Regions from separate parts of the Homo sapiens genome. Here region 1 is linked to region 2. The links are chromatin contacts, found by Hi-C or POLR2A ChIA-PET in ENCODE. All regions are on one chromosome and are shown on one strand. Each heading gives the region's core, a stretch centred on a gene start or an enhancer-like site at or near the end of the contact. The rest is flanking DNA. Distances are from core to core; before and after follow the strand shown.

Region 1 (5,955 bases), core at 610-3,109, 1.1 Mb before region 2:
TTTCACTTTTTGCTAATTTATAAAACATACAGCAGTTTGTTGTACAGGATAAACTCACTGAAAACATTTGACCAGAAGTCTGATAAGAAAAACGGGGAGGGCCATATGCTTAAGATTAGTGGTGTGTACATAAGCATTTTTTTAAATTTTTGTTTGTTTTGAGACAGGGTCTTGCTCTGTGGCCCAGACTGGAGTGCAGTCTTGCAATCATGGCTCACAGCAGCCTCTGCCTCCCGGGCTCAGGTTATCCTCCTACCTCAGCCTCCTGAGTAGATGGGACTACAGGCACATGCCACCATGCCTGCCTAATTTTCAGTATTTTTTTTTGTAGAGACAGGTTTTTACCATGTTGCACAGACTGGTCTCAAACTCCTGGGCTCAAGAGATCCACTTGCTTAGGCCTCCCAAAATGTTGGAATTACAGGTGTGAGCCACTACGCCCAGCCATGAGTGTTTATTTTATTTATGCCTTACATATTCTTTTTTTTTTTTTTTTTTTTTTTAGAGACAGGGTCTTGCTCTATTGTCCAGGCTGGATTCAACCTTGTGGGCTCAAGTGATCCTCCTGCCTCAGCCTCTGGAGTAGCTGGGACTACGGATGCATACCACCACATTCTGCTCATGCCCTATATATTCTTTTGTATGTATGGGTGTAAAAACAGAGATAAAAACAGAGATATGGATGCCATCAACTCACTGATGTTTGAAGTTCTGAGAAAGCATAAATCAGTAAAGGAGTTAACTGAAATTTAAATCTCACAAATGAGCAAAAAATATGATTTCTGGTATATGATCTATGGGGTTCTTTGAATACTATTGCTTAAGAATAAAATACTTTGCGATTTCAATAAATTGAAAATTATGGTACAAGGCAAGGAAGGGGAGCTACTAGCTATGAGACTTTTGTAAATTATGTAACATCTCTGAACCTCTGTTTCCTCATCTGTTAAAATAGGGACAAAGTGCTACTTAGGTAAGACACTTCAGAAATGGGGCTCTGAAAAAAGTCACTTTTCTTCTCCTAACGAAAGGTTTCTAAACCTCAGCACTCCAGACATTTCAGGCCAGGTAATTCTTTGTTGTGCGGCGCTGTCCTGCGCACTGTAAGGCGTGAAGCAGTATTCCCGGCCTCTACTCACCTGTGCCCTCCACCATCTGTAGATTCCAATGACATCTCACCCCAGATGAGAGGCTGAAAATGATTCATACATTGCCAAATGTCTCCTGGGAGGCAAAACTGTTGCAGTGGAGAACCGCTGTCCTAACCCCATGTTCATCCAATAAAGGGTTTGAGGGACTGAGAAATGAAACAATAGTCCCGAAGGAGTAGAATGCAGTGGCCCCAACTCCTAGTTTCATGAAGGCAGGAACTGTGACTCAGAGGCCTGGGGATGCGGAGCTCTGAACTGCCAGCTGGTAGGAAAAGTCCTAATTAATGGATTGAATCATGAAGGGAGGGCAACAAGGAACAAATGGAGAGGGCCAGTGGCCGAGCCTTCGGTCTCAGGATCAAAGAGGCCCACACTGGTCACCACTTACGCTGCTGGGCTGACTGCTAGGTAGACGTATCTGCAGATAAACCGAGACAATGACGCGGTGGGAAAGGCCTTGGGGAGCGAGGAGGAGGAGCCGGGAGAGGCCAGCTTTGGTCCGGCGGCCACCGCCCCAGGCGCCGCGACTCGAGCCTCAGGCCCCGCCCCTCGCCCTCCTGGTCCCGCCCCCGCTCTCCGAGCCCCGCCCCTCGCCCTCCTGGTCCCGCCCCCGCTCTCCGGGCCCCGCCCCTCGCTCTCCGGGCCTGGGCGGGTGGCGCCTTGGCCTCCGCCTCCGCTCGCCTGCGCGCGGCCCTGCGTGAGGGGGCAGAGGCGAGGTGGAGGCGTTGGCGCTGCCACGTCTGGGCCGCGGTTCCCAACTGTGGCGCGGGCGGTGGAGGAGGAGGTGGGGCTGGCGCTGAAGCCGGATCCGGATCCGGTGCTGTGCACACTGGTGGGGGAGAGTCCGACGCGCCTGGCTAGGAGCGCCGACCGCAGGGCCTCTACGGGTGAGGAGGGACCGGGGCCGGGGCGCGAGAGCAGGACCGTGTGTCCTGGGGGCTGGGGCGGGCCTGCCCTCAGGTTTATCTAACAGGTGTGTCTGGTGCCCCGGCCAGGCCCCCGGGGGTGTTGTGTGGAGGAGCTGGGCGTTAATCCTCGCCAGCTGGGTGCACATGGTGTGGAGCGCGGTTCCCAGGAAGTTGAACGCACGCGCGCCTGGAGCAGAGGTTAAGGATGATGGCCAGCGGTCCGGCCATACGCTGGTCTTGGCCTGGCAGGGCTGGAACTGGGACTGGGGTCGGAACTTCGCTCCCCAGACTTTGGCGTGGGAAATGAGACAGTTGGTCGCGCTCTCTGCAGCCATCGGTTTTGAATGGGCACGAACGTCCCAGGCCCCTTCTCTTCTCCCATTCCCGGGCGCATCCCACGGTGGTCGGAGCCATTGAGGCAGCTGCTCCGAAGACCACCTCCGCACCGAGTAGGTCGGCGCTTTCCCCAGGGTACAGAGGGACATTCTTTGTCTCTTTTTCCTAGGCTCCTACCCCTAGAAATACCGAGTACTGTACTGTGATTTCTGTTGCGGGAGCTGATGTTTATGTAAGCCAAACTAATTTAAAATTTTCATACAAAATTGAACGGGCGATTATAGGATTCGTTTTGTTAGGATAATCCCTCATGAACGAATCCTAGAATGGATCTTAAGAAATTAATTTAGGCAGGATTTGCTAAATAGGGGAGAGAGCGCTAGCTGTATGGTATGATGATGTAAAGATTGGGGTCTGTTGAGGATGGTAATCGAGCTCAAGATGCGAAAACGAGGATTCTAGCCCCAAGTCACTTACTTGCTGTGTTACCTAAGGGGCAAGTCTTGGGAGTTCCAGGTGCTCCAGCTTCCTCATCGGTAGACTGGGAATAACGCCTAGATTGTAAAGGTCAAACTATCAGAAAATACTTTTGAACATTCATGCAGTTACACAATTTAATAAATATGGCCAGGTGTGTTAAAAATCTTTAACGGAATAGATTCAGAATGGATTCTTGTTATCGAAATTGTTATAAAATGAATATAAAGGAATCCGAAGTCCGCCCCTCCCCCATTCACCTGTACTTAGAAGGTTCCCCAGGAGCTCTTGAGAAATACATAGGCTGGTTTAGATTTGGCCTTAGATTGTATTTTTTAAAATTTGTAGATCGACTTTTAAAATCTTCATCTCCGGTGTCTATTACTTGTTGCTCTCCGTTGGTTGCTTCTAGCAGCAGCCTCTCTCCCCATTCGTATTCCAACCTGATACAGAGGCTCAGACGCCAAATAGTTGAAGTTTTGTTTAAAAAATATTCAATTGAGTGAAAAAATATTCAACTGATGTGATGACTAGTAAAAATGAATTTGGTGTATGCTTTCCGCGATATTGTGGCAGTTTGGGAATTTTTTTTTTTTTTTTTTTTTTTGTCCTTCTGGATTTTCTGAAATGTGACCTACAGGTAAGTCTTATTCGTTATTCATTCACTAGGCATTATTGGGCTAGGGTTAGGCTTAAACGGGTCTTCTAAACGCCTGCTAATTTAGCAGTTAATCAGAAAAGGTTCTGAGGAATACTTAAGGAGGATTAGTGTTTAAAGTTCATCTAAAAACTTTAAAGAACCTAATGATATGATGAGATTCCGCTTCACACAACTGTGCAATTTTATTCGCAGAAATTTCCTAGTTTTGCAATATCTGGGCACCTGAAGATGCTAAAAGATTATTTATATAAAATTACTTATTTAATTATGTTCTAAACCCCCTTGGAACCAGGTTTCAAGTCATATCTTGCTTCACTTTGCCCAGTACCTTAGTTGGGCACCAGCAGAATTTTACGGTTTGAGGACAGAGTGAGCTAAAGTGGGCCTTCAGTATGGCTCTGTTTTGTAGAATAGCTCATAAAAAAATTTTTGATGTTAATTTCTGATTGCCTGGTTAATAGATTCTTATTTCAATCTGTAATGCTTTGTTTAATGTATTTTGACTAGTCTGATTCCCATTTTCCAAATGTAGGTTCTAAGTGCTGCTTATGACTTAATTTTTAACCCTTGTACAACAGTAAGATAGGGAATTTATCTACTCTAGTGCATCTTCAGTGTAATGGTTAAGAGCAGAGTCTGAAGTCATACTACCTAGCAGGACTGGCTACGTAATCTGTGGTAATCCAAATTAAAATGCAGGGTTCCTTGTTAAAAAATTAAGAACTTCAAAACAGTGGCAGCAGGGTATCAAACTTAAGTGCAGGGCCCTGTGTAACGGCACAGGTCAGGGGCTTCTGAAGCTGGCCCTGTTGCCTCATTTTGAATCCTCACTCTGTTCTTATTGGCACTCTAACCTTGAGCAAGTTACTGTGCCTGCTTCCTTATCTGTAAAATTGGGATAATAATGATACATCGTTCATTGTATTTTTAAGAGTTAACATATAGAAAGTTTTCAATAAGTGTTAGCCAATATTATTTATTTTTATGATCATTCGTGGAAAAGGACTGTCTCATCAAAGAAAAGTACAAGAAAATATTAGTATTTCCTGGTTAAAATTCATTATTTAAGGGCTTCATAATCCTAGTTGTTTTCCTGTATACTTCTTCCCTCTCATGAAAATTATTAACCCTATTTTTCATGTTTTCTAGACCACATTTTTATTGTAAACACAGACAACTTTATAGGAAAAAGGAATCTAGTTAAATGTGGTTAAGGTTGATTTAAATTCTCTTTTGAGTTTTCTTTGAACTTTGTATTTACAACTATATGTTTAATAGCAAGACCAAAATGTTTAAATAGTGTGCTGCCTCGAGGAATTTACATTTTTAATACTGTACACATTTCACTTTATTAATACTTAGCCTGTTTATCTACATACCTGAAAAACAATGTTGCTACCTACCATTCAGATGAGATTACACACAAAAACCTCAAGGGTCCAATTTAGACAAAACACTAAAACACGTGGACTCAATTTCATCTATTAAAAACTTGTTTTGGCTGAGCATGCTGGTTCACACTTGTAATTCCAGAACTTTGGGAGGCTGAGGCTGGAGGATCACTTGAGGTCAGGAGTTCAAGACCAGCCTTTCCAACATGGCAAAGCCCCATCTCTACTAAAAATACAAAAATTAGCCAGGCGTGGTGGTATGAGCCTGTAGTCACAACTACTCTGGAGGCTGATGTGGGAAGCTGAGGTAGGAGGATCACTTGAGCCCAGGAGTTTGAGGCTGCAGTGAGCTATGATTGCACCACTGCACTCCAGCCTGGGCAACAGAGTAAAACCCTGTCTCAAAACAATAAAACAAAACAAAAAACCTATTTTGAATGGCTATTAAACTTGTTAAATTTGAAATGACTGCTTGATCATCACAATTTCTATATTTTCCTTAATATTGTTAGAACTGGGTATAGTGTATGCAGCATAATTTGAATCATTTTGTGTGTGTGTGGCTGGGGGGACCTCTCAGCAGTCTACATTATAAACTACGTTCTTTTCTACCCAAGAATGCTAACTTTTGGTATAACATAAACGTAAGAGCCTGTCATTCTTTTTGTAGTTCCTGTAACCAGCACAGTGCCTGATTCATGAATTAAAGGTAAAAAAAAATGAACAAGAATTTATAAACTTTAATTTTAAATTTATTGCTAACTAGCATATATCTTATTAAGTACTTGCAGTATTCCAGGCACTGCTAAGTGCATGACTGCATACAGTAATGCATTTAATTCTCCCAGTAATTTCATCTCCATTTTACAAATGAGGAAACTAGATTCTAAAAGCTTAATTACCGTAGTACATATCACACAGTTGACATTTGAACACCAGGTATGAATCCAAAGCTCATGCTCTTTCTATGCCTAGGTTTAAATCCTGGCTCCGCTAATTTTGTGACCTTGGGCAAGTTACTTAACATTTTC
Region 2 (6,719 bases), core at 4,174-6,673:
CTAGTTGCCCAAATGTGATCATTTTGTGCTGTACACTCCTGATCTGTGCATTTGTCTGGTTGTGTATAATTCAGTAACAAGTTCAAAGAAATAAAGCTACAGGGACCAAAAAAAAAAGTCATCTACTGAAACTGTACACACAAGTGCTACTACCTGTGGGGAGAAAATTAATTACATTTTATTTAACCCAATCAGAGAGAAAAATCATCTGAAAAGCTAAGTGAGAAACTTCATTATATTTCCTAAAATATGCATCAAGAAATTGCTTAATTTTTTTAAATGATTTCCTCCCTCACATGAAACTGTGGCTATAAATTAATTCAAAATATTGTTTTTCCCTCTGTCTTCATGTATCAGTAAAACATTATTGCTCAAAGTTGTATAAAACATGTACAAAGATAATGTTGTTGGAAAACATCTGAAAACACCCCCAAGAGGATCCATTTGGAATACTGAGAGTCTAAATAGATATTTTTGGTCAGAATTATCCCAATTATCAGCACATTAATGCAATGACCTGGATAATGACCAAATCTCTACCTAGTTTCTTGATATATCAATTTAACTCTGCTAAGACAAGACCATACAGCTGGGGAAAGACATTCAAGAAAATGCCATGCTAGCCGGGCGCGGTGGCTCAAGCCTGTGATCTCAGCACTTTGGGAGGCCGAGGCGGGCAGATCACAAGGTCAGGAGTTTGAGATCAGCCTGGCCAACATGGTGAAACCTCATCTGTACTAAAAATACAAAAATTAGATGGGCGTGGTGGCAGGCACCTATAATCCCAGCTACTCGGGAGGCTGAGGCAGGAGAATCATTTGGACCCGGGAGGTGGAGGCTGCAGTGAGCTGAGATCAGGCCATTGCACTCCAGCCTGGGCGACAGGGCGAGACTCCGCCTCAGAAAAAAAAAAAAGAAAAGAAAATGCTATGCTACAGACCACTCCAAGGAAGCTCCAGGAAAACACTGCCTTCTCCTTGCGACTGTATTTGGTTCATCTGTGAATTTGTTTCAGCACATTTTTCTCTTCTTGACTTGAAGCAATACAATCAGCTGAGAGATCAATGATTTCTTTCCCCTTCTCAGTGTTCTGTAATTCATCTTTGATCAATATGGTATATATACTGCATGACTGCTCTGTTCCATTTGATATATACAAAAAGTGATCATACACAAACTTGCATCAGAAGTAATTACATCACTAAATCGCATAAAGTAATGAGAAGCACAGATTGCTTGTTTCTACCTAAAACTTCATAATAACTTCAGCCATTACTGCTGTAGAGCCCCCTCTGGTCCCACAGCATGGGAAGTAGACATTAGTAGTTTCCTCAAATGTTGGGGGACTAATTAAATATTTGTAGAATCATTAGCACTTAAACAAAAAATGTTTCCAGTCTTTGAAATGGGAAGTGGCTTTTGGAGTGTACGGGATACAGTTATAAGCATCCAGTCCCTGCACATTATTTAACACCAAACTAGTGATTCAACACAAAGACAGGCAAAATTTCCAGGATAACTATCAATTAGCAGTCCTATTTCAAGTTTGTATACAGATCTTATAGGGCACCTTGATTCTAATCATTCTGATCCTTTTTTCTCAGCTAAAAATACCTTATTCTTTAATCTACACTTCTAAACAGTAAGTTCTCTCTACTTCAGCCTTGTTTTAAATACTTATCCTTCTAACTTTTTCCTTGCAATTCAATGTCCAGTATTCCACTTCCTCGTTCCTCTCAAATTATCCCTTTAACTTGTTTCTACTTACTTTTAAAGGCCCCCAAAGCCTCTTCCTCAGGATAATGTGCAATTCAGAAAGCCCTCTCAACTACCCTCTGTATAAAAGTTTAACCACAGAGACCAACGATAACATTTTTCCTGTTTGGGTTTTGGGGAACATACATTATAACTGAAATTTCACTACTCATAAAACTCCTTCACTAAATCTTTCCCATTCCCCTCTCCTAACTCTCCATTGTTTTATACACAATCACGACATAAACACACTCCCAAAATGTGTAATGATATAATCATACAAAGACTTTCTAAAAATACATAATTTTAATGTGTGCAACAAACAGCCTTTATAACTCTAGTACTGGGAGTACACGTTTAAAAACATACTGACTTTTTAATAAACTGTGTTTGTTTTTCCTCGTTGGGGGTGGGGAGGAGGTAGGGGATCATCAAACAAGGACCAATTGCTATACCTGAATCCACAAACTGTGTTACAGTAGGATTCTATTGAGGATTGTAAACACACTTAAAACTTTTTTTTTTTTTTTTACTTTAAAAGAAGAAAGTTGAAATTGCAAAAATGAGAGCCAAAATTTCTATGCTTTACCCATAAGGATACACAAACTGAATACCTCCTGTTTTCCCACTTATGAAAGAAATATGCTTCATCTACCAAACTAGGGCATTTATGAGGTTTGTATTAATGAACAGAAAAATGCAAAAATGTACAAATGCAAAAAACTTTCTATCCTTTAGAAGACTTAATATTAAAATGATTTTAGGGAAAGCCCAAGAAATCTCATTCTCAACTCAGAAAACTACCTAAGGGATAATTTGTGAATGCCATCTGGGATCCAGGCAGTCCCATCCACAAAAGGGAAAACTTGTTGAGATCATCCAAATCTAAAATTCACATACATTTTTACATCTGGACTGAATTAATCTTTTCTTGGTACTGGCTTTCATGTAATAAAATAATTGTTTGCAGGTTTTATTTTTCTTAAAAAAAAAAAAACCCACAACTTTAGAAATCAAAATGTGCAACATCCAAATCGAAAACTACAAAGAATTCCTTTATCAAAAAAGTTAGTTGTGAGACAGGACTCATTTACACTCAACTCTGAACCTGACAGCTCAGTCAAAAACAATTATGTTTGAAACTTTCATTCCAAGCATCTGCCACAAAAGGCTACGCAGTCTATTACATCATAAGTTCAGAAAGCCAAAAGCTTTATAAGTATAGTTAAATGTGGAAACAAAATCCAAAAACTACAAAAAGACCCCCCCCCCAATTCAGCTAACCTAGTTCAGTAACAATTTTTTTTAAGAATTTGTAACTAAAAACCGCTACCTAGCACACTGGCATTTTGCTTTCAAAAGCAGCGTCTTCATCCAGGCCCATGCTGTTTTCAGGCGTTTTCCTGTACAGCCAGGAGCATCTTAAATCTCTAAGTTCAAATTATGTACTTAAAACTAGCAGCTTACCCTTGTTGCCCCCAAAAAGGAGATACTGGAAATAGGAAAGATTTCCTGCCCCTTAAAATGTCTTGAGTACTGCAAGAACTGCTGATTACTGTAGCCCATCAGTGTCAGATCTCAGAGATTCTTGCAAGCAACTCAAAGGGGGGAAAATTAGTTCATATTACAGTCAGTCTGCTTTCTGGAGAAGATGTCCTGCAGATAATTTGATATTAGATATCCCCTGGGGGACCCTTTTCATCTAATAATCCTACTAAATGTCCATTTTAATATGAAATATGAATCCAAAATGTTTACAAACATACTGGGAAAAGTATTCAAATGCCAGCTGTCTCATATTGTGAAGTATTTTCATTTTTAACATAAAACGTTTATTTCTCAAAGCCACACCTGAGAAAATGATTAGGTGCTGTGGTGCTGTTAAGTTTTATACTACAAAGGACATCAGCAAAGGCATCTGTTTTCCTGCCTCTCTTCTGGTCTTCTCCCCTCCCCCACTCTCCATCCTGTAGGTCCTGGTAGTTAAAATTTCTACAATAGTCTCATAATGCTCTAAATTCTAAAAAAAAATTTCTCATCCTTTAACACTGCTGAACCTAAATTCATGCACTGCTCTAAGAAGGAAACCCAAAAGTCACAAGCCTTTTTAATGACAGATGTATTACGGAAAATTTTCCCCACAAAGTTTTGATGCTGTGAAATATCAACTCCCTGAAATCACAGAAAGGAAATGACTTACATTCTTGGAAAATGAAGCCACTAGCAGCTTTCTCCAACAGCATTTTCTAAACCCCAAACTACACCCTGTGGCAAGAGGGAGTATTTCGTGCAAAAACTAAATTTAAATAGATGCTTATAAAACCCATAAACAAACATTGCCCGGTCCCAGAGAAGAACAGAAGGGAATCATACTCGGAAAATCCAGCAAGAGATACTTTTTCTCCACATTCAGAAATGCTGGAGAGCACAGGCTGGAAGTCAGAAGCAACCTGAGAACGCTTGCTGAAGTTTTCCTTCCCTGCTGTGAGCAATGCACAGCTCCTGAGGGAAATACTGGCAAAACAGATTTTGCGTAAAAAAATAAAAATGAAAAGGTGTTAAGGGGGAAAACGAGCTAATATTTCTTTGGACACTAGCTACACAACTACACGGCCTGAAAATCTGCCAGCTTTCAACTTTAAAATATGCTTATTTTGACATTTTCCCATCTATTCGTGCCTTTAAGAAAACGCCCGCACCATTAGGTTATGCTGTCCCAGGACTCGAGGTGTTGTTTTAATCTCTGTAGACTTTACACTTACACGGGTGGACCGCAGCTGTCCATACCTGACAGTGCCTGGCCCTCCCGGAGCCGAATCCGGTGCTCCTGTTCGCCTGGGGCTCCGCCAGCGCGCCGTAAGCTCCTCCAGAAACCCAAATTCTGCAGGCCGCACCCCCAACTCGTATCTCACCCAGGCCCCCGTCTGGCGCCGATCTGCCCCAGCTCAACCTCCGGCTCCGCAGACTAGGCACTTTCCGGGACGCGGGGCAGACCCTGCGCTCGGGTCCCTTCCCGCAGCCGGGCTGTCCGGCCTCTGCGCGCGCACAACAGGCGGCACGGCGCAGCCCCCGGGAGCGCGGGACTCGGGTGCTAGTCCCGGCGCCCAGCCACAGCGACACAGACCTGGGTGCCGGGGCCCGCCAGGGAGCCCTGTGATCCGGGGACCTCCGCGATGCAGAGAACCAGGGACCGCGCACGGAGCCCAGGCGCGCAGTCTGCAGCCAGGACCAGCCTCCCGCCCCCGCCGCTGAAGCCGCCCCGAGCTCCACGCCTCCCCCGCTGCCGGGCTCGGCTGCCCTAGGGCCTCGTCCGCCCGTCCCAGAGTGAGCGACCTCCGACTCACGGAGAAGCGACCTTACCACCGGTGCCCGACACCCAGAGCTAAGGGAGCGAGAAGAAGGCGAAGAAAGAGGCGGAGAGCGGTGCACTGCCTTCGCTGGGACTCGCGACTTCCAGAAACCCTCCCGAAACCCAGTCCCGCCGCCGCCCCGCCGGCAGGGGGCACAGCGGGCGTCCGGGGCGCGGCGGCTGAGCGATGGGGCGAGCGGAAAGGGCCCAGACGCCTGGTTCTTGTTCATACCTCGGAGAAAGTCTTGAGCACCAGGCGTTGGGCTCTCTGGTCACCCCTCTGACTCTTCCTACCGGCGCCGAGCCTGCCCCACTCCTCTCAGCCCCTTGGCCCCGCCAGCCAGAGGGGCGCTCCGCGTCCGCCCCGCCCCCCACCCACGCCTCCCGACCCGACCCGCCCCCCCGAATCCCCGCCCCCTGAGACCCCGCCCCCGACCCGCCCCAACTGGCCGCGGCGGCAGCCGAGCCGCGGGAGCTGCGCGCTGAGCTCGCGGCAGTACGGGGAGCGCCCGCCCGCCCCGCCCTGGACCCAACCAAGCGTCCCGCGGAGGGGTGCGGCCACTTGGGGGCAGGAGAAAGCGGAGTACGCCACCCCTCTAGGGACCCAGGAAGCGAGGCGAGCCTCAGGTGGACGCGGTGGTGTGGACCACGGCGATCAGGGCCTTTCCCCCTGCTGTGGAGACGGAGGTGCGAGGGGACGCCGGCGGCTCCCCACCTTCTGGCCGAGTGGCCTTCTCCGCCTCCGGCTGGACTCCCTCGGGGCGCTCCCTCCAGAGCCGAGTCGGGCTGGCCGGGGGCGGCTGTTTGGCCTGAGTGTCGTCTTACTAAAGCGGAACGCCGGAGGGGAGGCCACTCCGAGAGAAGGCGGTCCCCGGCGGAGGTGGCTTCGTGAATCCTGCAGCCCCCTGCCCGCCCGCCACTCGAGACGCCGCGCCTCGTGGGTTTCACGCTGGATGGAGGGGGCGCCGCCGAGGATGCCCAGCCTCCCCCTCTAATTCTACCTCTCCAGTTCCTCAGGTAGACACAGCCTCTGTCTGCTGTGGTTTTAGTGCCCATGGCCCCTCAGAAATTATTTTTGTCCCCTCCCGATAGTGGCTTTGGGGGATGGAGGGCGAGAGATGCAAAGGGCCAGTGGAAGATTTTTTATAGCACAAGGAATCAAGCCAGGAGATGGAGGTTTCATTGCCACCTCGGGGTCTGGGGAGGGGGCGAGCCACACCTCTCCGGTCAGTCTGCGCCCACCAGGACCTGCTGCTGGGAACCGCACACGAAAGGAGAGACACCCAGCACCTGGCCCCTAGACCCGCAGGGCGTCAACCTCCTGGGCTTCTGCCTTTCTAGGTTTCCTCTGACTTTGCTGACCCAATGACCCCTGGCCACGGGTGGCAAAAACGCCCTCACTGAGCCCTTCGCTAAAGGAGTGCCGGGGTTTATGTGTCTGGCTTTTAAAATGGGATGAGGAGACAAGGAAACAGGACCTGAGAAAGGACACTATCCAAAATCTGATGCTCTCAGAAGTCAACTTTAAAACTGCCCTGCTCCGCGGTGGCTCACGCCTGTAATCCCAGCACTTTGGGAGGCCGAGGCGGGCGGATCACGAGGTCAGGAGATCGAG

The links. Hi-C counts contacts between places; a loop is a spot of excess contacts on that map. ChIA-PET counts read pairs that join two places held with the same protein, here RNA polymerase II (POLR2A). Pooled maps may share reads with other maps.
Region 1: a loop to region 2 is called in a map of CD8-positive, alpha-beta T cell, with 11 times the contacts of the local background. The contact joins the promoter of GNPNAT1 here to the promoter of FRMD6 in region 2. A Hi-C loop is called at or near these places in 5 of 168 maps with a recorded cell type or tissue (CD4-positive, alpha-beta T cell, CD8-positive, alpha-beta T cell and naive thymus-derived CD4-positive, alpha-beta T cell) and 11 of 50 pooled maps. POLR2A ChIA-PET finds 5 or more read pairs at or near these places in 1 of 52 experiments (naive thymus-derived CD4-positive, alpha-beta T cell).

The regions. Positions count from the first base shown.
Region 1 is chr14:52,787,511-52,793,465 of GRCh38, reverse strand. It overlaps GNPNAT1 (glucosamine-phosphate N-acetyltransferase 1), which reads left to right and starts at 1,859. Exons shown (of 6, transcript NM_198066.4): 1 at 1,859-2,038. LOC105370500 (a long non-coding RNA gene) reads right to left here and starts at 1,678. Exons shown (of 3, transcript XR_943867.3): 1 at 1,140-1,678. RefSeq lists enhancers at 1,237-1,751, 1,752-2,265, 2,373-2,462, 2,543-2,632 and silencers at 1,663-1,882, 1,983-2,062.
Region 2 is chr14:51,650,614-51,657,332 of GRCh38, reverse strand. It overlaps FRMD6 (FERM domain containing 6), which reads right to left and starts at 5,423. Exons shown (of 14, transcript NM_001267046.2): 1 at 5,337-5,423. FRMD6-AS1 (FRMD6 antisense RNA 1) reads left to right here and starts at 5,589. Exons shown (of 1, transcript NR_037676.1): 1 at 5,589-6,719. RefSeq lists silencers at 4,650-4,799, 4,810-4,869, 4,880-4,969, 5,180-5,629, 5,760-5,829 and an enhancer at 5,802-6,420.